2 separate regions of the Homo sapiens genome follow, and region 2 is linked to region 1. Evidence: read pairs that join two places in POLR2A ChIA-PET (ENCODE). Cell type or tissue: PC-9. All regions are shown on one strand. Each heading gives the region's core, and the rest is flanking DNA. Links, peaks and the distances in the headings are about the cores only.

Region 1 (12,014 bases), core at 5,097-9,096:
CTTTTTGGCACTCTGTAGATATTCTAAAAAATCATTTTGTACATGTGTGTGACAGGCCATCTCCCAGTTAAGTTGCAGCCTGTGCTTTCTTTTTATTTTGCACTTCCCCCACTATTTCTGTGAGTGCTTAGTAGGAAGTGTCAAAGAAGCTTGACAGCATTTTCTTCTAAGTGTCCCAACTCTTGGTTTTCCATTACACAGACAGAGTGCAAGACGATGACTTGCAAAATGTCGCAGCTGGAACGCAACATAGAGACCATCATCAACACCTTCCACCAATACTCTGTGAAGCTGGGGCACCCAGACACCCTGAACCAGGGGGAATTCAAAGAGCTGGTGCGAAAAGATCTGCAAAATTTTCTCAAGGTAGGGCTGGACTCTGGCAGGTCTGACCCAGCCTCACCGCAGTTTGGGTTGACAAGGGAGGATGGGAGTATGGGCTACAGCAATCAAGGGGAAGATTTGAGCTCCTGGAGCCCAGCCCCAAGACGCAGCGAGTGTCCTGTTATACAGGGCAGGTGCTCACAGTTACACAGGACGACAGGGTCAAGAAATTGCTCAATTGAACACCTGCTATTTGTCGGGCCCTGTTCTGGGCAGAGGGATGTAGTGGTAAATGGGGAGCCCACTATTCCAGTGGAGGGAGACACACAGTAAAGTTGTTGGCCAATAAAGAGCACAGATAAAGCCAAATGCCAATAAGTGCCTGGAAGAAAATGAGATAGAGTGCGCTGTGGGCAATGGGGCTGGGTGGGGTGGAGGTGACCAGTTAGGGTACATGAGAAGGGCCTCTTTGAGGAGGTAACATTTGAGCTGAGCCCCGAATGTTGGGGAGGGAAGCCCCTGAGGATGACACTTGGCACAAAGCTGAGGAGACCCTAAGCCTCAGGCGGGAACTTGGGGTGGAAGACTTGGGGGCTTTTCTAATCCTAAGGGTCTGCGGTGGAAAATGAATGCATAAAGAGCACATGGAGAGCACCTGCACAGCACTCAGGGAACTGGGAGGTTTTTCCCCCGCTCCAAAAATGATTAGGCAGTTCTAAGAAAAAGGCTGAGCACTTCCAACAGCCTTTTTGTTTTCTTTTCAAATTTGGGGAAAGTCGGGAAACAGAGGCCTGCATTAAGAAGGGTGGAACACATGGGTCTCAGTCTCAGTTCCAGTCCCGGAGCCAGACATCCTGGGGTAGGTCCCCAGCCCTCCCAGTGCCCCTCCCTCCGCCTTGGTAAGGTGGAGAATTGCAGCCTTCAGAGTTAGGGGCCCTGACAGCTCTCCATAGGTGGAGGCCTCAGGCAGGCAGGATGCTGGGTGGGGTAGGCAAGAAAGGGCCCAGCAGAGAGGCCGCATGGCAAAACTATCCTCCATGTGACCCCCTATGCCCGCTTCACCCCCCACCTGACATCCCCCACCAGAAGCAAAGCGATGCTGTGGGAAAGGAAGCAGAGCCTCATGGATGGGCTGCACAGGAGAGTGCTCGCATTGGCTGGGTACCCCACAGGTTCTGGGAGGGGACTTAGCGAGGTGACTCAGCCAGAGGGTGGCAGAGCTGGAACCAACCAGTGCTCTCTTGGACCCCGCCTGGGTCTGGGTCTTCCACCTCCCCTGATGTCTCTCCTTTTTTTTTTTTTTTTTTTTTTTTTGAGACAGAGTTTCGCTCTTATTGCCCAGGCTGGAGTGCAACGGCACAATCTCGGCTCACCACAACCTCCACCTCCTGGGTTCAAGCGATTCTCCTGCTTCAGCCTCCAGAATAGCTGGGATTACAGGCATGCACCACCATGCCTGGCTAATTTTGTTATTTTTTGTAGAGACAAGGTTTCTCCATGTTGGTCAGGCTGGTCTCGAACTCTTGACCTTAGGTGATCTGCCTGCCTCGGCCTCCCAAAGTGCTGGGATTACAAGCATGAGCCACCCTGTCCGACCATCTCCCCTTTTATACTTTATCACACCCTTGAGGTCAGCGGAGCACATACTCTGCTCTCTGACCCTCCATCTCCCCTGCCCACACCTAGTTTTTCTAGGTGTTTCCCCGTTGTATTGGTTGAAATAAGTTTCACTAATTGGTAACCTCCAGAGGGAAGGGAAGGGAGGGCAGGGGAAGGAGTGAAGTGCAGAGGGGTAGCAGAGTGGAACTGGCCTCTAAGTCAGATCTGAATTTGCATGCCCTCAATAGTCAAGCTGTGAAAACTAATGACCCTCTCTAGGACTGGTTTCAAGTCTTCCTCCAGGAAGATACCATTCCTAGCTGTTAAAGTTGTTATAAGGACCAAATGAGGTGACATTTCCAGGCTTACTCATGCCATGACCAGGGCAAGACCCTGGAACTCAGCTTCCTCTTCTATAAATAGAGAATCAGCACCCAAGTCACAGGGTCATGGAGGGAATAAACTGGAGAGCGTTTGGTATGTGCTCAGTGTCTGCTCCATTGTGCGCACTCAGCCTATGGTCATTTTTAATTTTTAAATCCAGCCCCAGGGTGAGGCTTCCCTTGTACATTTGCCAGCTGGTCATTTACTGTGCTCCCAGTCCCCACCTCTGGCCACACCCAGCTCTCACAGCCTTCTCTCCCCACCCGCAGAAGGAGAATAAGAATGAAAAGGTCATAGAACACATCATGGAGGACCTGGACACAAATGCAGACAAGCAGCTGAGCTTCGAGGAGTTCATCATGCTGATGGCGAGGCTAACCTGGGCCTCCCACGAGAAGATGCACGAGGGTGACGAGGGCCCTGGCCACCACCATAAGCCAGGCCTCGGGGAGGGCACCCCCTAAGACCACAGTGGCCAAGATCACAGTGGCCACGGCCACGGCCACAGTCATGGTGGCCACGGCCACAGCCACTAATCAGGAGGCCAGGCCACCCTGCCTCTACCCAACCAGGGCCCCGGGGCCTGTTATGTCAAACTGTCTTGGCTGTGGGGCTAGGGGCTGGGGCCAAATAAAGTCTCTTCCTCCAAGTCAGTGCTCTGTGTGCTTCTTCCACCTCTTCTCCAACCCTGCCTTCCCAGGGCTCTGGGCATTAGACAGCCCTGTCCTTATCTGTGACTCAGCCCCCTCATTCAGTATTAACAAAATGAGAAGCAGCAAAACATGGGTCTGTGCTGGGCCCCTTGGGCTCACCTCCCTGACCATGTCCTCACCTCTGACTTCAGGCCCCACTGTTCAGATCCCAGGCTCCCTGCCCCATCTCAGACACCCTGTCCAGCCTGTCCAGCCTGACAAATGGCCCTTGTCACTGTACACTGTAGAAAGCAAAAAGGCATATCTCTACCCCTTGATATGCCTGCTACCTCACCAACCAGCCCCAAGCCTGTCTTCACCCATCACTGTCTACACAGCCCTCTCTCTCTCCTAACAGAATTCTATTCCTCTGAAAGTCTTCCAGAAATGGACCTAGATAGTGCCATGTCTGGGGAGGAATACTGGCACCCAGGCAGTGGAAACAAGGACAGATCCGGTGTGTTTACTCTCACACTTTTTCTGGATCCAAGAGAGCAATTGGATCTCTCTTAACAGACCTGCCACCCTAATCAACGGGAGTGCTCACACAAGTGGGAGTCTGAGAGCTTAGCCCTATGCCCACCCTGGTCTCAACAGAATGGCAGAGTGAAGAAATGAGCTCCAGTCCGGGCTCTGCAGCTAAAAGACTCCGTGACTACCAGGAGGAGTCTGTGCTCTGGGTCCAGAGAGCCTGGGGGTCTGAAGATTCTGATTTTAAGCTTTGAGGGCCAGCTGTCCTTTCTGGTGGGTAGCTGAGAGCTGGGCCCAGCACAAGTATCTGCTTCTCTCTGCAAAGCCTACTACCAGGCCTGGCCCTAGCTGCCTCAGGGCTACTGCTGCAGCTCCCCCTTCAAGCTGCCCCAGATCCAAGTGCTCAGTTCAGGGACTCCTCTGCCATCTTCCTGCCCTTTGGCTATAAAGTCCCTTTCCTAGGTTATAACCAGTGGGGTTTGGCCTTCCAAAAACCAGAGTCCAGATCAAGGTCCTCTGACCCCTGTCCTTTCAGCAGAAAGAAGACTCACAGAATTAGGATCTGGGGAAGCTGGGAAGACTAGCAGTCACCTACTCTCCCTTTTCATAAGTGAAGAAACCGAGGTGTAATATGGAGAAGAGACTAGTCCAAAGTCACACAAATGACAGAGTTGCTCAAAATAATGCAGTACGAAAAGTAGCTTGAATCATATCTGCCCCACTGGCTGCACCTCCCCAGCCCCTTCCCCAGTGCAGAGCAGGAAGATATAGAGCTGCCAGTGTTGGATTTCAGCCCTCCCCTCACAGCCTGGCTATGGTTGTGCCCCCAACCTGCCTGTTGCAGACTCCTGCTTTAAGGGCCTGGGGGCTCCGCTCTGGGTGCAGGGTTTTAAGGGCTCCCACTCGAGGGTATGAGGATGTTTCCAGGAACTGTCTCAGGCTGAGAGCTTAGGCAGCAGAGTCTAGAAGCCCTCCTCAGTCCCTTCTGTGCCTGACTTGGAGACCTGACAGCTGGGGACACTCATTTTCTGACAGCCCTTCTGCTCCCATGCTCACATCCAGGGAGGAGTCACTGTCTTCACTCCCTTCTGAACACAGCTTGGTAATGAGGAGAGAGAAGCATCCTGGGGATTGGAGGGCCTTAGACCAGATGCTTCCAGTAGGGTGGTAAGTGCTCCCCCTAGGCCCTCTGCCCACCACTACTTATCACAATGTGCCTAAATATGTTTATGACTCTGCCTACCCCTCCAGACTGATAACTCCAAGAGAGCAAAGTCCATCTGTTTTTTTTTTCTGATTTATTCTCAGCACCTAGAGTAGTGGCTGCTACATAGAAGGTTCTCAGCAAATATTGCCTGTATAATGGCCTAGGTTTCTCACGTGTTCTATGCTCTCTTCTCAAGGGATGATGTGGAGAAAAAAAAGCAAGAGGAGATCAAAACCTGCAAATGGAAGGCTTCTGCATTAGCATTACAGAATCTCAAACCTGAAGGTAAGGAGCAGCAAGTTGATGGAATCGGAGGGCCCCTCCACCCCCTGTTCAATCAGACCAATTTGATTTGAAGGAAGAGATTTGTCTTGAAAAAAGTGTGAAAACTATGGACTTAATCCAATCTGCCCCACCCACACTCTAGAGTGATTCTTGCCAACATCCCTGCCAAGTGACTGAACCAACCCTGCCTGAATTCCTCCAGGAAAGGAGAGTTTCCCCCTTTGGGAGTGACACTTGGAATGTCCCTCATTATACTGAGCTGAAATCCATCTCCTCATGCCCACCCAGCATTAGTCCTACTTTTCCTCCCCTTTGAGGACACAGAACAAATCTAACCCCTTATCATCCATCCTCCCATCCACATGTTTATTCCTCCACTTCTTCAAAACGCCTTCCCTAAATTACATCCAGGCTTTCTCCAGCCTCTTCACCTTTGCACCAAAAATGCTGTGCTCCATCCTGGTGTCTCTTGTAAGTCCCTTAGGATCCATCAAGCCTTGGAACAAGTGTTACTGCTTCCTCACCATCCACCCTTCTCAAGAAGATAGGGACTTCCTCCTCCAGGCCCACAGAACTCTGACAATTCCACCATTGCACTTCAAATACTGAATGGCAAATACTCATTTGCCAAGACTATGAACCCCTGAAAGCAGGGACTATAGCTGATTTTCCCCCACATTCAAGATCCCAGCATGGACCATCCACTTGTTCATCCACAAAGTGAAGATAGGATGGTTCTAGAGCAGAAATGGGTGCTTTGCTCGAATGTGGGTGTGAGGTAGGAGTGGCTCTCAGGAACTGGGGTTGGGGGTGCCAGCTGTCTGGAGACCTGGGGCTGGCAGAGAGCAGAGCAGCTGAGTGGCAGGATGACCCAGAGACCTCCTCAGGTAACAAGGATTCTTCCATTTACCTTGTCTCTAGTAACTCAGTCTGCATGTAGGCAATTGTTTCAGACCCTGGGGGAAGGTCTGACAACAAGCCACTTGCACCCTGCGGAATTTTCTTTAAACGTAGTTGAACAGAACTCATCAAGGTGACTTAACCTCTTCATTCCCATTAGCCTCTTTCATTTCAAAAAAAAAAAAAAAAAAAAAAACCTCATTCTGCTGAGTAGAGCAGAGTGGGCTTCTTTTCTCAGATAGAGAGAGCAAGCATGTCCATGTCCATGTCAAGGTTAAGATTCCCACTCCAAGTGGAAATCAGTAGCTATCTCTGTGATTAATGAGTCCTTTGGGGAAACATGACCTTTGGGGACTTTCCCAGCACCATGGTGACTAAAGAATCAGAGACAACCTGTCTTCAGATGACTATCCAACAATTCCTGCAACAATGAGTTGCCCTCCAGGCTGGTGTTAGCAGTGGAACCTGAACTGCTAGATGCCTTCCTGGGAGGAATGAGGAAGGATCAGAAGTAGTCTAAGCTGCTAAACTCTTCCCAGACACTTCACAGTGCTCTGAATGTGGTCTGGGGCCTGGGTGGTGGTGGGATGGCTCCAGAACTTGGGGGAGAAATGAATTCACTTGTCCACTCACTTGTATGTCCCTTCATTCACTCAACAGACATTAACTGCAGACTTACTATGTGTCAGGCACAGTATAATGCTGAGGGGCCTTCATGATAAATAAAGCTTGTCCATGTTGTCAAAGAGTTCTCGGGCCTGCAGGGAGACAAGACAGCTCCTCAAATTAATCTGATGTGGAAAATGAGAGGCCAGGGAGGTCCAGCTAAAAGATTTCGGTGGGATGTAGCTCGGTGGGACTTTGAGGTGGGAATGATGCCCTTCACTGGGGCCATCTCCATGGAGGGGTAAGTATCAGTGTGACATCAAGGCTGGTACCTGGAGACATCCCGGGATAAACATGAAGGTGCTTCAGGAGACCATGTATGCAAAGGCCTGGAAATGGGCAGGCGTGGGGTTTGAGGGCGAATGAGGAGCACTGGGGGCGTGGCAGGGAGAGGTAAGAGAGACAGATGAGAACAGGATAGGTACCAGGCCAAGGAACTCACACTCCATTCAGCAGAACAGGGGCAGAGCCCCGAAGGCTTCAGGGAGGGCAATGATATAATCACATTTGCATTTCATAGAAGTTTCTCTATCTGTGTTTTATGGGATGGGTTTGGGGTGGGAATGAGACCCCAGGCACATGGCCTGTGGGGAGTCTGTTGCAAGAGCCCAGGTGAGCACTTAAGAGTCCAAGCGGTGCTTCTCAGAAAAAGTAAAGCTAGAGCCTCAAACTACCCCAAGCTTCACCTCAATTAGGAGAGGTGTGACTGCAACATGATAAATAAGATCATTTCATGCTGTTTGCCAAGACCTTTCCAGGAAGGAAGATCTCAGCTTTCACCAGCCCGGTGAGCCAACCTTACACAACCCTGATGCAGCCCTGCCCTGAAGTAAGCTCCATAATCCAACCCCAATGCACTGCCCCCTCTTCCGGCAGTTGCTTAAAACATATATTTTAGAAAGCCCCGTGTCATGGATTTTGACACTCCAATTACCAAAGTGACAGCAGGACTGAAACAACTGGTTTCTCAAGTCCTATTGCCCCTTGGGGCTCTGACCTGAAACAGTTTCTCTATCCTAAGACGACAATCAGTCCCTGGATGATTAGATCACCCCTGTCTTCAGAGATCCACTCCCAGACACAGGAGACAGGGAAAGGGAGCCCCTGAGCGACAGCCAGCTGGCCTCCATCCTGAGTGTCCCACGGAATGCAGAGTCCCAACTAAACACAGAGCACCGCTATTGGTGCTGGCTCAAAACAACTACATCTAGGCTTTCCTTTTCTGCATGAGTTCTCCCACTCTTGCCCACGTACCCAAAATTGCTGCATGCAGACTGTACAGTGAGGAAGGGGTTTGTTGCCAAGACCCGAGGTGAAGAGGAAGAGGAGGGTGGCCACCAGCAGGGGCGGCAGGGGCAGCAGGATTCCAGCATGCAGCCCGCACCTTCAGCATCCCCCGCCTTGACTTGGAGTCTGATCCTCCCTCCTCTCCCCTGCCTCTCCCCCAACCTTTTCCCTCTTGATTTGCCCCCTCTCTTTCTCTCTTTACCTTTTCTACATCCTCTCCCTGAGCTTTTTCTCACTTACTGCCTTCTGCCCTCCTGTCCTCTGTGGTAAAATGCAGTTCTATGTGGCTGAGTGCTTTCAGGGAAGCAACTAGGGGTCATATCTAACCTTTGTGAAGTAACTACGGGTCATATCTAACCAGAAATGGCTCCCTCAAAACACAAGATGTCCCAGTTTCGAGTCTACTCCTCATAATGAAAGGAGACAATCACAAGGGAAAATTGTTGAAGGTCTTGGGGAATCAAGTCTGGAAAAGGTAAGCAAGGGAGCCATGACAGCTGCCTTCAAATATCACCAGGGTCCAGGGAGAGGAGCCCACCCCCGGGGGCAAGGCCTCCAAACCCGCTGTGGTGTGGCTCATTTGCTGCCAGGCCCTCCCACTCTCCCAGCACTGCCTCAAGCATCGCCCTCGCATTCTACTCCAGGTGTTCATTCCCTCTGGTAGGAAACAGCTCCATGCAAAGAAGCCAACATTCATCAGCTATTCAGTCTGCAAATACTCATTGAGTGAGAACTAAATGCAGAGCACTGTTATAGGTGCTGGGTCAACAAAACTGCGTCTAGGGGAGAGTCAGACAAGAGGCAAGTCAAGAAATAGATAGCCCAGATCATTTTAGATGGTGATGAGTTGCACAAAGAAAATAAAGGGGACATGCTAACAGGACTGCTTTGTGGGCCGGCAGCCAGGCAAGGAAGCAACACTGGAAATGAGGCCTGGATGACAAGAAGCCATCTCAACGAAGATTTCACCCCAAACACATTGGAGAGCCTTTGGAGGGTTTTAATCAGGCAGGTGATGTGATATGATGTATCTGGAGGAGAATATTCGGCAGCTGTGTGGAGGGTAGCCTGGAGAACCCCAGAGTAGAAGCATGAGGACCAGTTAGGAGGCTGATGAGCCTGGTCTTATGTCAAATAGTGTGCTAGATTCCCTGCCTTCACAGAGCCCTCAGTCCAGTGGGGGCACAATTACCAGATATTTTCTCTATAATACAATGTTGTGGGCAAAAGACAAGCAAAGGCAGATGATAAGCACAAGATGCCCAGAGAGTACAGAAGGCACTTTTTGCCGTCTTATTGGCTGTGGTGTGGGGGAGGGGGTAGAGGGGAGCCGGGGGGCAGGGGTAGAGGGAAGGAGAGAGAAGGAAAGCTTGCTTGGACTAATGCCCAAGCTGAGTTTTCAGAGGGCAAGAATTGCACTTCCATGTGCCCAGTGCTGTGTTAGGCAATAAAAGAAATCAGAGAAACATAGGAAGTAAGGGCTCTTGCCCTCCAGATTTTTAGTTTGCTTTATCTTAAAACTTGAAAGGCTTCTTGTGTTGGCCAAGTCAAAATGATGAGACCTAGCCATTCTCACATCAGGGGCTTCTGATAGTCATTTTGTTGAGCCCAGATCCTTCTCCTGAGCTCCAAGAGCCTGATGCACAGGCTGGCATGGCTTGGCTTGTGGTGTACTGGAAGCCTGCCTGAAATATCCTCCTGAGGGCAAAGTATTGCACATATAGCACCCAAAAGAGTGTTATTGGTGTCCTTTATCACTCAGTAATGCCTTTGCCCAGACAGCTTTGTCAGGCTCATCATTCCAGCAGCAGCCAGTGAGCAGAAGAGGGAGGTCAGCCCCAAATTGGAAGGGGCCTAAAGTCTACTCTTGATGGAAATACATGAGGAAGATATGAACAGGTGAGCTCCCTGGAGGATGTGACGGTTGAGTCAGGCCATGGTGTATAAGCAGGTGTTCTAGAGCCAGAGAAGGGCCCAGGTAGCCTAGTGTCTGCAACAGAGCAGACACAAAAAAATGTTTGTGAATGAAGGGATGAAAAGGCACTTCAGACAAAGAGAACAAGAGGACAGCAGGAGCAAAACCCAAGAAGTTTCAAAGCCGTGGAGAAACTAGAGACTGTTCTAGAGTGGCTGGAGAATAGGGCCTCTGGGGGTGGACAGATGGTGACAGTGAGACAGGGCCTCCAGAAGCAACAGGGCCAATCCCTGGGCTCTGTGGATCTAACAGTGCTTGTGTTCATTTGCTTGTTCCACGACACCAGCCACAGTCACAGGGTCTAGTCTCTGTGTATTCATGAAGGGACTGGAGATCACTTGTGCAAACAGCACACTATATACATGAAAAAACTGAGGCTCAGAGAAGGGAAGCCATTCGCCCAAACTCACAGAGCCAAGCAGTTGAGCTGGGAGTCTAACCAAGCTCATTTGATTCCAAGTCAAGGGCCCTTGTCATTGTCCTTAGGTGCCGCTGACTGATGGATTTTGACCAAGGTTAGCAGCCCTTAAAATTTTTCTAGCCATGATTTAAGTTCAATTTGTGGTTCAGTGGGCTATTTGGAAACAAAATTACAGCTGGTGAATGTTTTCACAATAGCAAATGTGCTGGACTTTTGCTCTCATCGGTTAGTTGTTGGTTTTTTTGTTGTTTTTTTTTTTAACAGATTCTAATACTACTATATATATCAGAAGTGGTCCCAAATCAAGGTAAGTGCATCAAGGGAGTGGCCTAGTTTGCAGAACAGCTTGGTCTAGTTCAAAGGCCTTTAGAGGAAGATATTGCATAACTTCCCTTGGTTCCTTATCTTACACTGGTCAACTTTAACTATCCAAGCCACCCCTAAATATAACCTCAGTCTGCTTTGGTTTAAAATAATCTATACCTATTGTGCTGTGGCAGAGGGTGGGTCAGCTACAATCGTTACCTCCTGTCTAAATTATTATCTTACTGTTATTGCTAATGTTTGTTGAGTGCTTACTCTGCATCAGATACTGTGCCAAGTGCTTTCCATGTGCTATGAGATGACCTAATCTTGGCCAGTCGCATGGCTTACGCTTGTAATCCCAGCACTTTGGGAGGCCGAGGCAGGCAGATCACGAGGTCAGGAGATCGAGACCATCCTGGCTAACGCGGTGAAACCCCGTCTCTACTAAAAATACAAAAAAATTAGCCTGGTGTGGTGGCGGGCACCTGTAAACCCATCTACTCGGGAGGCTGAGACAGGAGAATGGCGTGAATCCGGGAGGCGGAGCTTGCAGTGAGCCAAGATCGCGCCACTGCACTCCAGCCTGGGAGACAGAGCAAGACTCCATCTCAAAAAATAAAAAAATAAAAAAAGGAAAAAAAGGAGATGACCTAATCCTCTCACCAACTCTGGGAGAGGGGTGCTGTGGTTATCCCCATGCTACTGATGGGGAAATTGAGGTTTAAAGATTCTAAGTAACTTGTTCAAGGTCTCACAGTTAGTAAGTGGCAATGCTAGGATTTGAATACAGAAGCATAACTTCTAGCCTCACACTCTCGACTGCTACTCTTTAGCACCAAGGGACATCCTCCTTCCTACCCTCTCACTAAGTGATGTTCTCCTTCTAGACCCTGCACCAAGTTCCCCTCTATCCAACTGAGGTCTCTCAGAGCACTAACACTGGGTGACACCTGAGTATTCACCTAGTCTAAAACTTTCCAAAATAGATGTTTAAAATTCCTTTGAATTCTTCAAAAATAAAGAAAACACAGACCCAGAGAGGCAAAGTGATTTGGCCAAGGTCATGCAGTGAGGGAAGGCTTTCCCCAAATGCTCTCACATTCTCATTCACATTTGGTGATAGAAGCCTTCCAGGCTTGGGCCATTCCAGGACTCCCTTCCCTGGGTCACACATTCCTTCCTTTTCTGCCAATCCCACTTCACCCCCATCTTCAGGCTCTCCCCTCAACCCCATCTACAGGCTTCTACTTTCTCGCACACTTTCCACACAACTGCAATTGTTTCCTTTGATGGGGGTGGTCAGCAAAGCTTCACCCCAAGACCATGTGCCCAGGACTCATCATTTGTCACTTGTCCTGAATCCCAGCTTCCCATACACTGTCTCCACATGGCTTCACAGTAAATAAGCCGAAAGTCAAACCCACTCTCCTGCAGTAAAAAGCCCCCTTTCCCACTTTTCCTCACATCTGTCTTGCCTGACCTCCAGCAGGGTATCTA
Region 2 (12,014 bases), core at 5,344-9,343, 180 kb after region 1:
GTGTCATCCCCACCCCGAAACTTCAGGGTGAGCCCCAGCTGAGTCAATGACACTGTCAGCATCTCGACCCCCAGAGTCTGCCCACTGCCCACACCTAGGGAAGGGCCTGGCATGAGGTAGGGGGTCAGGGACCTGACTCCTGAATGGAAATAAATGACAGCAGGAATGCTAGCCTAGCCTGCCTTCCCTGCAATACTGTCCCCCAGCCAAAGAAACAATCATCTAGGTTTTATACCAACACCTGATAAAAACAGCTTGCTGGGTCAGGTGTGGTGGCTCACACCTGTAATCCTAGCACTTTGGGAGGCCGAGGCGGGTGGATCACCTGACATCAGGAGTTCGAGACCAGCCTGACCAACATGGTGAAACCCTGTCTCTACTGAAAATACAAAATTAGCCAGGCATGGTGGTACATCCCTGTAATCCCAGCTATTTGGAAGGCTGAGGCAGGAGAATCGCTTGAACTTGAGAAGCGGAGGTTGCAGTAAGTAAGATCATGCCATTGCACTCCAGCCTGGGCAACAAGAATGAAACTCCTTCTCAAAAAAAAAAAAAGAACACCTTGCTGATTATGTGGCATTGAGCATTATCCAAGTCTCTGAGTGACTCTCTCCCCATTCTAAGGACTAGGTGAGAATAACCCCGGACAAAATGTCTCTCAATGAGAGCAGTGCACTGGGGCTGTGAAGCCACTGCATCCCTCCCCTGCTAGGAGAGCTGTGCAAGAGGCCTGCCTGGAGCCTGGTTGTGCACTGTTGTTCAGTCCCCTGATGTCCCAGCCTGGCTCCATTAGGACGATGGAGTCAGGGTCCTTTGGGTGGAACAGGAAGAAAATATAGACAAGCAGATCCTGATGTCTCCTCATCATTGCCGTCAGCTACAGGTTTTCACAGGAGACATTGGGACTTACAAAGGCGGAAACTGCTTGTCTGTCACGTGATCCTAGTCCCCAGCCTGGGCTCCTGTTATTGCCAGGCCCTCCTCTGGGCGTCTCTCCTTCTGTAATTAATCCCTGCTGGACCTGTGGCCCCTCCCTCTGCCCTCATTAACCTCCAGGATGCAGGCAGCCTGGCAGAAGGCCAGAGATCAGGCCTGGGGACGCCCATACCTGCTTCTGTCCCCTGCCCATGTGGCACACTGTGGACCTTCTTTCTGGGAGGGCCTACCAGGGCTCAAGGTGTGATAGATGGAGAGGCACCCAGGCTAAATTTTAAAGGAAACAGGGAGGATGATTCACAGGCCTGGCCCAGAACTCCAGCTCAGCCTCCCACTAGCGGATTGTCCTTAGGCAAGTTATTTGATGTATTTGAGCATTGATTTTTTTTAACTATAAAAATAATAAGACTAGGCACAGTGGCTCATGCCTGTAATTTCAGCACTTTGGGAGGCTGAGGCGATAGGATCATTTGAGGCCAGGAGTTCAAGAACAGCCTGGGTAAAATAGTGAGACCCCATCTCTACAAAAAATTTTAAAAATTATCTAAGCGTGGTGGTATTTGCTTGTAGTCCTAGCTTCTCAGGAGGCTGAGGTAAGAGGATCACTTGAGCCTGAAAGTTCAAGGCTACAGTGAGCCATGATCGCACCACTGCACTCTAACCTGGGTGACAGAGTGAGACTCTGTCTCAAAAATATTTATCCTTGGCCAGGCGCAGTGGCTCACGCCTGTAATCCCAACACTTTGGGAGTCCGAGGCAGATGGATCACGAGGTCAGGTGTTCGAGACCAGCCTGACCAACATGGTGAAACCCCCATCTCTACTAAAAATACAAAAATTAGCTGGGCGTGATGGTGCGTGCCTGTAATCCCAGCTACTGAAGAGGCTGAGGCAGGAGAATCGCTTGAACCTGAGAGGCGGAGGTTGCAGTGAGCCAAGATCATGTCACTGCATTCCAGCCTGGGTGACAGAGCGAGACTCTCTCAAAAAAAAAAAAAAAAAAAAAAAAAAATATATATATATATATATATATATATTTATTTATTTATTTATCCTCGGGGATATTGTATTATAATAACCTCATGGGCCTTCCCCTCTGTCAGTCACCTCCCTCCCACCACCTCCATCTGGTGAGAACCAGTTCTGTCTCCTCACTACCCTATGTTTACAAGTTAACCTTTCAGTTTGAGTGCCAGCACCATCAGAGAGCCCTGGCCATGCTGTGCACACAGAGAAGAATCAGGCAGAGTCCCTACACTTGAGTTGTACACAGCTGGACCTGGACACCCTGCATCCCTTCACCACCCATGACCCCTAGCACAGGTTCTGCCACTGCTGGGAGAGCCTGGCCCCACCATCGAAGGCTCCTCAATCTCCTTCTCTAAACCCTCCAGACTCAGCCCTTCCTCCTTCTCAGTGAGACCCTGACCCATTCTCCTTCACAGAGGGCTAGAGTTTTGCTGGCCCGAAATCCCCACCATCTTCCTTTGTCTCTGTCTGTAGCCCTTGGCCACCCTGCCCCTGGCTTAGGCTGGAGGATCCTGAGGGTAGGTATGTGTCCCCCAGAGGGAGTACTCAGACTTTGGGGTGGAGGATGAGGGAACAATCACCTACCTCCCCAAGACACAGCTCTTTCTTGATCAGCTCCTTGAGTTCCTTCCTACTCAGGGTCAGTTTGCTACCCTCTCTCCCCGAATATTTGTGAAACGTGGTCACCATAGTGGTCAGGGCCTTCTCCAGAGGAGTCTCCATCACAGTGTGCAGCTCTGTAGAGGGAGAGGGGAAGATCCCATTCCTCAGGAAGTCACCACCAGCAGCACTAGCCTACCTCTGAGGCCCCTCCCTCAAAGAACAAGAGACTGGAACCCAGGATGAGACTGAAATCCACTAACAAGAGCGCCCATCTATATCAGTACAGGTTACAATGAGACCCACAACAAACTCTGGAGCTGCTGGTACAAGGAGAACAGCAAGACCCCAAAGGAGACCACAGACTCTCCTGCTGGGGAGTTGTTGAAAAGTAGGCCTGAGGCAGAAAGATGAGAAGACGACCTCCTCAAAAGGCCCTGGTGGCAGATGGTGGAGCAGATCAAGGGTCACGATTTTCTCTCTGCTTCTTCCAGCTTAGGAACTGGTTTTCCACAGGCAGTTCACCAGCCTTTCCCCCAGTGCCTGAATCACCTGATATCGAGGAGTGTCCCATTATTAAAGTCGGGGACAGGGCAAAGAGAGAGTCCAGGGCTGAGAGGGGGCTGGGCTGGAACTGGGTGATGGGGTCTCAACAAGGAGCAGCAGGGAGGTGAGCTGAGCTGGCCCAGCTGGTCTCCAGACTCTGGCCCAGAGCAGTGCACACAGAGACGGGTCAGCGGGCAGGGAGGGCAGGGGGCCTCTTGAAATCTCCAGGATCATTCCAAAACCTGGATCCAGAGGCTACGCTTGAATAAGGGCCTGGATTCCAATAGCACAGCCACCCTCAGCCAAGGGAAGAGACAGATGGAGCTCAAGTGACTCAGACTCAAAAACCACTTCCCCCTCAGGGAGGAAGGAGGCAACACCCACGGAACTTGAAGGCTGCAGGTTAAATCTGTGGAGAGTCTTCACCTCCAGCCCAAAGCCCTCCCTGCCATTCTTGAACCAGACCCATCATTCCTCTCCCACCACAAAAACCTCAGCCTCTCCCACCTCAAGGAGACTCAGCTGGGACCACAGTTGAAGGCAAGGGACTCTGTGCACCTGCAGGAGCATCCTGGCTAGTCCAGACCCCCACCTCCACCCCAGAGCCATTTCTCAAGAAATTCCAAAGGCTCTGCCCTCTTCTCCCTGAGCGCATGCCCGCTTGTGGGGCCAGGCCTCCTTGGTGGAGGTCACCACCACTTGTCACCCTCATCATCCAGCGTGACCCACCAGATATCAGATGAACAGAGACATAGGAAGGAAGGACTTACCACTGTGGGAGTGAGCCCAGAGAATCCAAGCAGCAGGCATAGCCTCCCTCTCACTGCCTTCTGCCTTTATTTCCCTGATCTCTGTCCCTAGGAATCCAGGGGAGAGAAAGGGCCCATGAGAAGTTGTTGGGGACTTGAGGATGCCCACGTCAGAGCCTCCCGGGATGGAGCTGGGGAGAAACCCCTTCTGCCAATCTCACCTTCCTTGTTTACAAACAAGGGCTGGGGACACACTGAGTTCCCATAGCACACACGTCCCCAATCCCAGAAACTTTACTCTTCTGACCAAAAATCAGAACTCAAAATCTGAAATCTGATGGAACAATAAGCCGAAGAAGGGAAACCAGGCTGTCCTGGAAAGAAAACCTCAGAAGTGTGGGACAAACACAGGGCACCATCTCCCCGTGTCCTAGGAAGCTCTCCACATCGGGCCCCTCCCACCCATCCTGCCACCCACTCCAGGAGTAGAGAAGACAGCCCTTGAGATGGGGATCAGTGGAGGAAGATATTTTCTGCGAAGGATATGGTCAAGGTCATGAGCTAATATGGGCCCAGAGGTTTTTAAAGGGCTTTTAAATGAACGATTTCTTCTAGGCCTCACTGCTCTTCACAGGAAAGGCTCGTCGGAGACTCTTGGCATGGAGGACTGAGAATCAGGAATAGGGAAGGTGTCCAGCGAAGGGCTAAGGCCCAGCACTGGGGTAGAGGTTGTGGATTGGGGAGGGGGGTTCAGGTTCAGGCTGCAGTCAAGGAGGAAGTAGGGGCCAGGGAGAGTTTCCTGTATCCCAGGAGACACTCAGACATCGTTCTACCACAGTAGAACAACATACTTCTACCACCAGTCCAAGAACAGACCTGGGCTCAGGGTGTAGTACCTATCACTGCTGCAGTCCCACCCCAGCCTGGGGGGCCTCCCCACTGCTCCCCACTCCACCCCACCCCCAGCTGGCAAGATTGGAGAGGCAGCAGGGATTGGTTGCTATGCAGTAGGCATCTCTGAAGGAGAGCGTGACCTGGGTGGAGGCCCCAGGGAGGGCGCTCCCAGGGAGGGTGGATGGAGAGGGCAGCGGAAGGCAGCAGACTTTCTCCTGAACTGAAATTCCTCCCAAGTCTCTGTATTCAAACCCTGCGGGAACATCTGAGTCACCTGCCCCACTCCTCTGAAACCTGAGAGAAAAGCCCCATGTGATGAGAGGAAAGAGGACCCTCAAGAGGAGGTCAGTGGGACAAAGCCCTCCAGCCTCTGCACCTGACCTCCATGCACCTCTTCCTAAAAGATCCCTGAGTCACCCAGACATGGCCTTGAAGTCTAACCTCAACCCACCACTGCACCCTGGAGCCACTGGCCTTGAACCTACCTAAGGGGAAGCAATATCATGCCTTATATTTTCTGGGGGGAAAATAATCTCAATTTCATTTGTCAGATCATATATGTGGAATTTTGTCTCCAAAACTATGGTCACCTTCCCACCATTTGCCTCACTCCCACTCCAGCCACTGACCCCCACTCATCTCTTCTGAGGTCCCCTGTCCTTCTCTGAAGGAGCTTGATTCCTGACTGATAACAGATCTCATCCAGGGACCTTTATGGCAGAGACGGTGGATTCGAGAATGCCTATATTCTCATGCTGCTGCAAACAGCGGGTCTCCCTCCACATTGCCCTCCCTGATCCTACCACGCACAGGAAAGGATTAATCCATCCCTGTGGTTTGAAGCCAATGATCTGGAAGTGGGTGGCAGGACAGGGCCTGGACTGTCAACGTCAGCACTGAGTGCCAGCCCTCCTCCCCATCCCACTCTCGCCTAAATACTTCCTCCCTGCAACTCAGCCTTATTCTTTTCCCTCCGACTTACTCCCAGGACACCCAAACTCCATTCCAGACCCCAACCAGGAACAGATATGACCTTCAATTCCAGCCTCGGTTCAAGATCCTGCCAGAGGCAAGGTTGGAGAGAGGTGGGAGGGGTAAGTGGGCTGGCTGAGATCCCACAGCTGGGACCTTCCAAACCTTGGCAGGGGGGTGGTGAGGGGTCCCCTTCTCGGCTTTGACCACACCGAGTGAACTCTATTGCCTGTGCACACACACTGTTAGTCACCCTGCATCCCTCCCCTAACTTCACTGGTCTGCTGTCCATAAAACTTCAGCTCAACTCCCAGCTCTCCCCACCACCACCCCACAACATATCCCTCAGTCCCCAACCCACGCCCCCAGAGTCTCTCAAACCATCAGCCTCAAAACTTCCAAGAATCTTTATTGAACTTGCTCAGCATCAAGCACGTGTCTGAAGGAGCCAGGGTGGAAAAAAAAAAGTGCCCACTGGCGACAGGGAGGGCCCCAGCTGGCAGACCCCCCAACCACATCAGAGGAGTTTTCATTTCTTCCTGGGCTGCTTATCTGGGAAGCCTTCAAAGAATTCGTTACACATCATGGCGATGCAGGACAGGAAGACACAGTACTCTTGGAAGTCCACCTCGTTGTCCCTGTTGCTGTCCAAGTTGCTCATCAGCTTCTGGAAAGCAGCTTCATCTGTCCTTTTCTGGAGGGAGAAGAGGCTACAGATAGAAAACAGAAGCCCAGTGGGTGGAGCCAGGACCAGACCCAGTTTCTACTCCCAGACCAGAGTTCAGGGAGGCTCCTTTGGGAGGTCCAGTTTGGAACTCCAACCCTCAAGGCTAAGCTAGGGTGGAGAAGGTGCTCCTTGGATAAGGAAGTCTGAGTACCTGGTGCAATGGAAAAATGACGGGACCACTACATTTTCACCCAAGGTTGTTCTAATAATCCCATGAGGTAGTAATAGTCATGAAAACAATATATAAACTGTGTTATGTTTGATACAAATATACATTGTTATTGTTTGAAGGGAACGTCTGCAGGCCTGTGATCATCTCCACATCTGTGTCTTCACATCTACAAGCCAAATAGAAACTCAAACAGTGTCCACTGTTGGAGTGATGGCAAGAGTCAGACAGTCCCGGTCCGGATGGCAGTTGTGTACACTGACCACCTTGGGAAGTTACTTAGCACTCTGAGCTTAGTCTTCCCTTCAGTTAAGTTGTGCAAAGCACCTGGCAGTGTCTGACCCATTCATTCTCAGCCCTCTTTCAGCATGGGGCCAGGCAGTGAGTGGTGGTGTTCAATGTGTTTCCACCCCAGGCAGCCACCCCACTGATAGATGCCCTCTGTAGCTAATGCTCTAGAGCAAGACTGCTGCCCTCCTCTGTGGGAAATGCCCCACGTGGGGACTCACTCAGGCACTACCCACTCACCCCCAAGAAGCTGGGCAGCTCCCGGGTCAGCAGCTCCTTTAGTTCTGACTTGTTGAGCTTGAACTTGTCACCCTCTTTGCCCGAGTACTTGTGGAAGGTGGACACCATCACATCCAGGGCCTTCTCCAGAGGGCACGCCATGACAGCAGTCAGGATCTGGGAGCAGGAGGCACAGAGACCGTCTTATTAATCCCACCCCTCAGAGATGTGTTCAGAATGCCAGGCTCCACTCCCATCCCTCCAGGAGCACTTGGCGAGACTCTGCTCCCTCCCTGGGGGAGCCCAGAGCAGTGGGCCCCCGCACCTGGCTGGGAGGGTGTGCACAGTGGGGAACACATGCTCTGGGCAGTGAACATTTGCAAGATCCGCTGCGCAAGCTCTGGAGATTCGGGCAGCAAACTCCCAGGGCCTCCCAGGCCTTGCCTCAACAACAGCATTTTTTCCACCCCTCACTCAGTCTATCCACTCCCACAGCTCAGCCACAAAGGCCCCGCCCTTGCCATTCTTTTCCCTCCCAGAACTGGGTGTGGCTGCTGGAGGCCTGCCCAGGGGCCTGCAGTGGAAAAAACCAGCACAGCCGCTTAGCTCTCAGCATGGGGAGGGGCAAAGTGAGGTGGCAGAGGCAAGGGTTGGAAGAGAAGCTGCAGAGGCCATGCACCTTCTCGAGCTGGGCTGCTGCGTGCAGGGCAGAGGCTCATGGGGCACACCACCAGACAAAGGCCCACAGTTGCCTTCTGCCTTTCCTTTGCTTCCTGCTCCCGAGTGCGCAACCCAGCAAACATGAGCCAGTGCAGATACCCACAGGCACATACATACCAACACGTACTATAGCAACAGCGTGTGCAAGCCCACATCTCAGAAGCACCTGGAGAGCTCAAATTCAGTCACTTGCTCACTTTTCTGTTTGTTTTTTCCTCCGTCTTACGTGCATGTGTGTGTGTGCCATGCACACCCACGCACACAATCCACCCAGAGTTCCACATCAGAATCTCACATCTGGATCTCTTTAGCACATCTGGCCCCCACCAGCCTCCCCTTCTCCTTCCCCAGCCCTGGCCTCTGACACCCCTTGCATGCCAGTCAGGCCAACACAACTCACCAAACCAAGAAAGAAGAAGCGCTGAGGAGAGAGGGTTGTAGAGAGGGGAAGAATGGGGACGGCCCAGAGGTCTGACCTATTTATACCCCAGCCAGGCCCTGCCCATAGCAGGGGACAGGGGAGAGCGGATACTGCCTTCCTGCTGTGGGCTGATGCGGTAAGTGCCACAGCACCCTCCACCAGCCCAGCCGTGGAACCAAGCCTCCTGTTCCCAGGTGGGCACCCGTGGGTAACGGGTAAGCCCTAGCGGTTACTAGCAGGGGACTGGATGAGATGGGCACCACCCAGTGTACATAGCTCAGCCTGAGTTTTAGAGAGGTGGAGGAAGGGGCAGCCTGTGCCTGGAGCATGGGGGACAGGGAGTAGTCCCATGGGGACCTAGGAAAGGAGATGCAGGGGGTGGTGGGTGACAGGTGGGAGATTGCCCTGGAAATGTGGTGACACAAAAGCTAGGGGGGAGATGGGAGGATCGCCTGAGGCCAGGAGTTCAAGACCAGCCTAGGCAACATAGAGAGACTTCTGTCTCTATAAAAAGGAAAAACAATTTTTTTTTTTAATTAGCTGGGCAGCATGGCTGTAGCCTGTAGTCCCAGCTAGTCAGGAAGCTGAGACAGGAGGATCATTTGAGCCCAGGAGTTCGAGACTGCAGTTGGCTATGCTCAAGCCACTGCTCTCCAGCCTGAGCAACACAGAGGACCTTGTCTCTTAAAAAAATAAAGATTCAGAAACAAAAACTGGGGTGGGGATCCCCATGCCCGGTACTGTCTGCCATGCCAAGTAAGGCTCAGGGTCGGGGCGGGGGGATCTGGAGGGGAACAGGCTCACACCCAAAGGAGGCTCTGGGACCACCTCAGGAACGTCAGTGGGAAAGGTCCTGGGTGAGGTAGTGATGGAGTGGAGTGGCAGTGAGGCGTGGGGGCTCACGGATAGATCTCAGGTTCGGAGAGGGTATCAGGAGGGGCCATTTAAAGTTGGGATGAGTGTCAGGAATGAAGAATCCAGGTTGGGGTGGAGAGTTAGAGGTGAAATGGCATGAAATAGGGGAGTTATAATTCGGGTCAACCTCTCAGGGTGGGCTACAAACCCAGTGAGGGTTAGAAGTAGGGGGTTAAGGCCCTCAGGGGGCTGCGGCTTCAGGGATAGGGGCTAGCTCAAGTTATTCCCTTACCCCTCCATACAGAGCACCCCTTCCTGGCTGGGAGAAACACCTCAGACACCCTAATCCCATTAGTGCTGCTCTCTGGGCTCCCACAGCCCGAGGCAGGGAACAAACACCCCCACTGCACCCACGGCCCCACCCTCCTCCAACCATGAGCACTGAGTCCCAGGGGAAACTCAGGCAGTCCTCTCTCAAAGATCCCAAAGAAAGAGAGAGAGGAAGGGAGGACAGGGGTCCTTGTTTTGTCCCCACGCCCTCCTGCTGGACCCTGGAGGCCACTGCATTTCTGCAGGGTCTGCAACTTCCCTCAGGGAGCACCCTGCCCCTGCCCTCAGCTGCCTTCCCGCAGTGGAAAAGGCCAGAGAGGAGCAAAGAGCTCAGGAGACGCGTCCTCAGAGAAGAACCAAACAAAACCAAGCTGATGCCAGTTTTTTATTAGGAGTTAAATAGGCCCTTTCCCATCGTGGTCTCATTGGTGCACGCTCTGCTGAGCCTCGAGGGCCTCAGAGCAGATCCCGCCTCCTCCCATCCACAAGGGAGGCCACAGGGGTGCGGCAGGCAGGCTGGGCCCCAGAGTGGCTCTACCCCTCATTCGCTGGGCATCCTGAGGAAGGAGCCCTCACATCTCTGGGCCTCCTAGGTAAAATGGGTTAACTGATCGCAGAAGACCTGGGCAAGTCCAGATTGAAAGGGGTACAGGAGAGAGGGTAGGAGGGGGTGTGGGAGACATGCCCAGCCCCCGACAGCCAGCGCACCCCCTGGAGCAGAGGCTACTGGGAGCAGGGGGGCTCTGAGGGGCAGTCCTTGAAGTACTCGTGGCAGTAGAGACAGAGGCAGGCAAGTGAGCGCACATACTCCACAAAGTCCACCTCGCAGTCCTTGTTGGTGTCCAGAACACTCATGAATTTGTTGTAGTCACATTCCCGAAACTCAGTCTGTGCAAGGGAAGGGTTGGGAGAGGTAAGGGAGTAGGATGAGGAGGGCAGAACAGCCTCACACGCCACCTCCCTCCTTCCTCTCCCAAGTGGACCCACCCCACCCCAAACTACACCCTTCTGAGGGCCGACTTCAACCTCCCTGCTCTGATAATGCACTCGTTGCAATCCCCTCCCAAATCTGTCCTCTCAGATTATTAATCGAGCACCTACTATTTGCTACTGAGTGCCTACCAAGTGTTAGGCATTCTTCATGGTGCTCTCACTCAGTCCTCTCAACAGCTCTGCAAGGCAGCAGGGATGATTGTCATCCCATTTTACAGATGAGGAAGCTGAGGTTTCTGCTGTGTCAGTTCTCCCCCTCCCACTCCCTCCTCACAATCCAGCCCCCTCCCTTGCTGTCCTGTGCTCATGCTTGTTGTCCCCAGGTCTCTCTTTGCAGAGTCTAGGCAGTGCCTCCCCCCGGAGGAGGAGGGGACGGACACTCTGACTGCTCACCGGGGTCCAGGTGGCCAGCTCCTTCTGCAGCAGCTCCTTGAGCTCCGCCTGGCAGAGCTTGTATTTGTCCCCACAGCGCCCTGCGTATTCCTGGAAGGTGCACACGATGGCAGCTACCGCCTGCTCCAGAGGCCTGGCCATCCTCACTGTCACAGAACAAGGGTGTGGCTCACAGCAGAGTTCCAGGCCAGCCCCCCAGCTCACCTCTGCCCTCTGTGTTTCTCAGAGACTGTTCCCAGACCCATCTTAACCTCCATCAGGCTTCAGGCCCCGCAGTCTCCCCCTCCTCTGAGTAGCCCTCCCAGACCACACCAGCCCCTCCTAATTTATCCCCCTGCTGTCCTGTTGTTATTTCCCCATGTAGAGGTCTCATTGCCCCAACATCGCTGTAAACTCCTCAGAGAGACAGCATCCTACCCCACCACCCACACACCCCACCGTGGGGCTCCTTAAGCACTCTCAGATTATCTGCCACCTCTTCTTATCCCCAACACCCAGGGATGGCTCGGTCCCAGTCTGCCCCAGCCCATGAGATGCCCTAGAAGCCTCCCTCCCTGCAGGAACTTGCACAAGGAGAGCCTGGCCCTGTGCTTCTCTGCCCTCAGCCCTTGGAGAAGCTAGGCCTTAGCAGGGAGGGGCAGGTCTGAGAGGCGCCCCCACAGCCTCACCACCACTGCCCTCACCCTGCCTCCTGCCCTGAACTCGAGGAAGCTGCACCCAGAAGAAAAACTTGTGGGATCCTCTCTGCCTGTCGCCAGCTGTGCAACCTTGGTGAGCCATTTGTCTCTCTGGGTCTCAGGGGCGGGGCCTGATCTGTAAGTTGGGGTTCATCTCACCTCGCTGGCCCAGTCAGGAACCTGAACCAGATGGTCTCTTGAGAGTTGACCAGTTCGGGTGTTTACCAATCTGAGACTGGCCTCCCCTGAGGTTACCCTCCCGACCCCTGGGGGTTTTGAGCAGGGAGGTTCTGTATAGGGATACTCTGTTCTATTGGAGGGGAAGCCCTTCCTGGAATTGCTCACCTCCCCCCACTTCCACTGTCCCCTTCCACCGCCCTTCTGGGATGATGCCTCCAGCCTGGGAAAACCCGAAGGCAGCCAGGAAGGCAAGAGTTTTTTCCATGCTAGCCCAGTGACTCACTCCTGATTCCCCCACGGGACAAGAGTCCTGCAGC

The links. Peaks named below come from ENCODE experiments on the same cell type or tissue, not always from the same donor. Only the 100,000 strongest peaks of a DNase experiment are listed, where the experiment ranks them.
Region 2: POLR2A ChIA-PET joins it to region 1 with 8 read pairs; 2 of 35 experiments call an interaction of 5 or more read pairs at or near these places.

What each region holds. Positions count from the first base shown.
Region 1 is chr1:153,358,068-153,370,081 of GRCh38, forward strand. It overlaps S100A9 (S100 calcium binding protein A9), which reads left to right. Exons shown (of 3, transcript NM_002965.4): 2 at 202-366; 3 at 2,577-2,956. The coding sequence starts at 217. The coding sequence ends at 2,771. Among named protein-coding and RNA genes, the nearest start is that of S100A9, 6.2 kb to the left of the region's middle. In PC-9, for the core only: a CTCF peak has its summit at 7,377; DNase peaks (open chromatin) are centred at 6,304 and 7,384; H3K4me3 peaks cover 1,493 bases; H3K27ac peaks cover 2,501 bases.
Region 2 is chr1:153,537,505-153,549,518 of GRCh38, forward strand. It overlaps S100A4 (S100 calcium binding protein A4), which reads right to left and starts at 8,302. Exons shown (of 3, transcript NM_002961.3): 1 at 8,249-8,302; 2 at 7,150-7,305; 3 at 6,117-6,419. The coding sequence starts at 7,290. The coding sequence ends at 6,255. It overlaps LOC101928034 (a long non-coding RNA gene), which reads left to right and starts at 8,238. Exons shown (of 3, transcript NR_125947.1): 1 at 8,238-8,405; 2 at 10,917-11,611. It overlaps S100A5 (S100 calcium binding protein A5), which reads right to left and starts at 3,430. Exons shown (of 3, transcript NM_001394232.1): 1 at 3,117-3,430; 2 at 2,550-2,701. The coding sequence starts at 2,687. S100A3 (S100 calcium binding protein A3) reads right to left here and starts at 11,754. Exons shown (of 3, transcript NM_002960.2): 1 at 11,677-11,754; 2 at 10,841-10,986; 3 at 9,825-10,342. The coding sequence starts at 10,981. The coding sequence ends at 10,178. It also overlaps LOC124904423. RefSeq lists enhancers at 7,211-7,791, 7,792-8,372, 8,183-8,232, 8,383-8,572, 11,281-11,842 and a silencer at 11,809-12,014. In PC-9, for the core only: no CTCF peak of the experiment used is centred there; a DNase peak (open chromatin) is centred at 7,687; H3K4me3 peaks cover 1,763 bases; H3K27ac peaks cover 2,506 bases.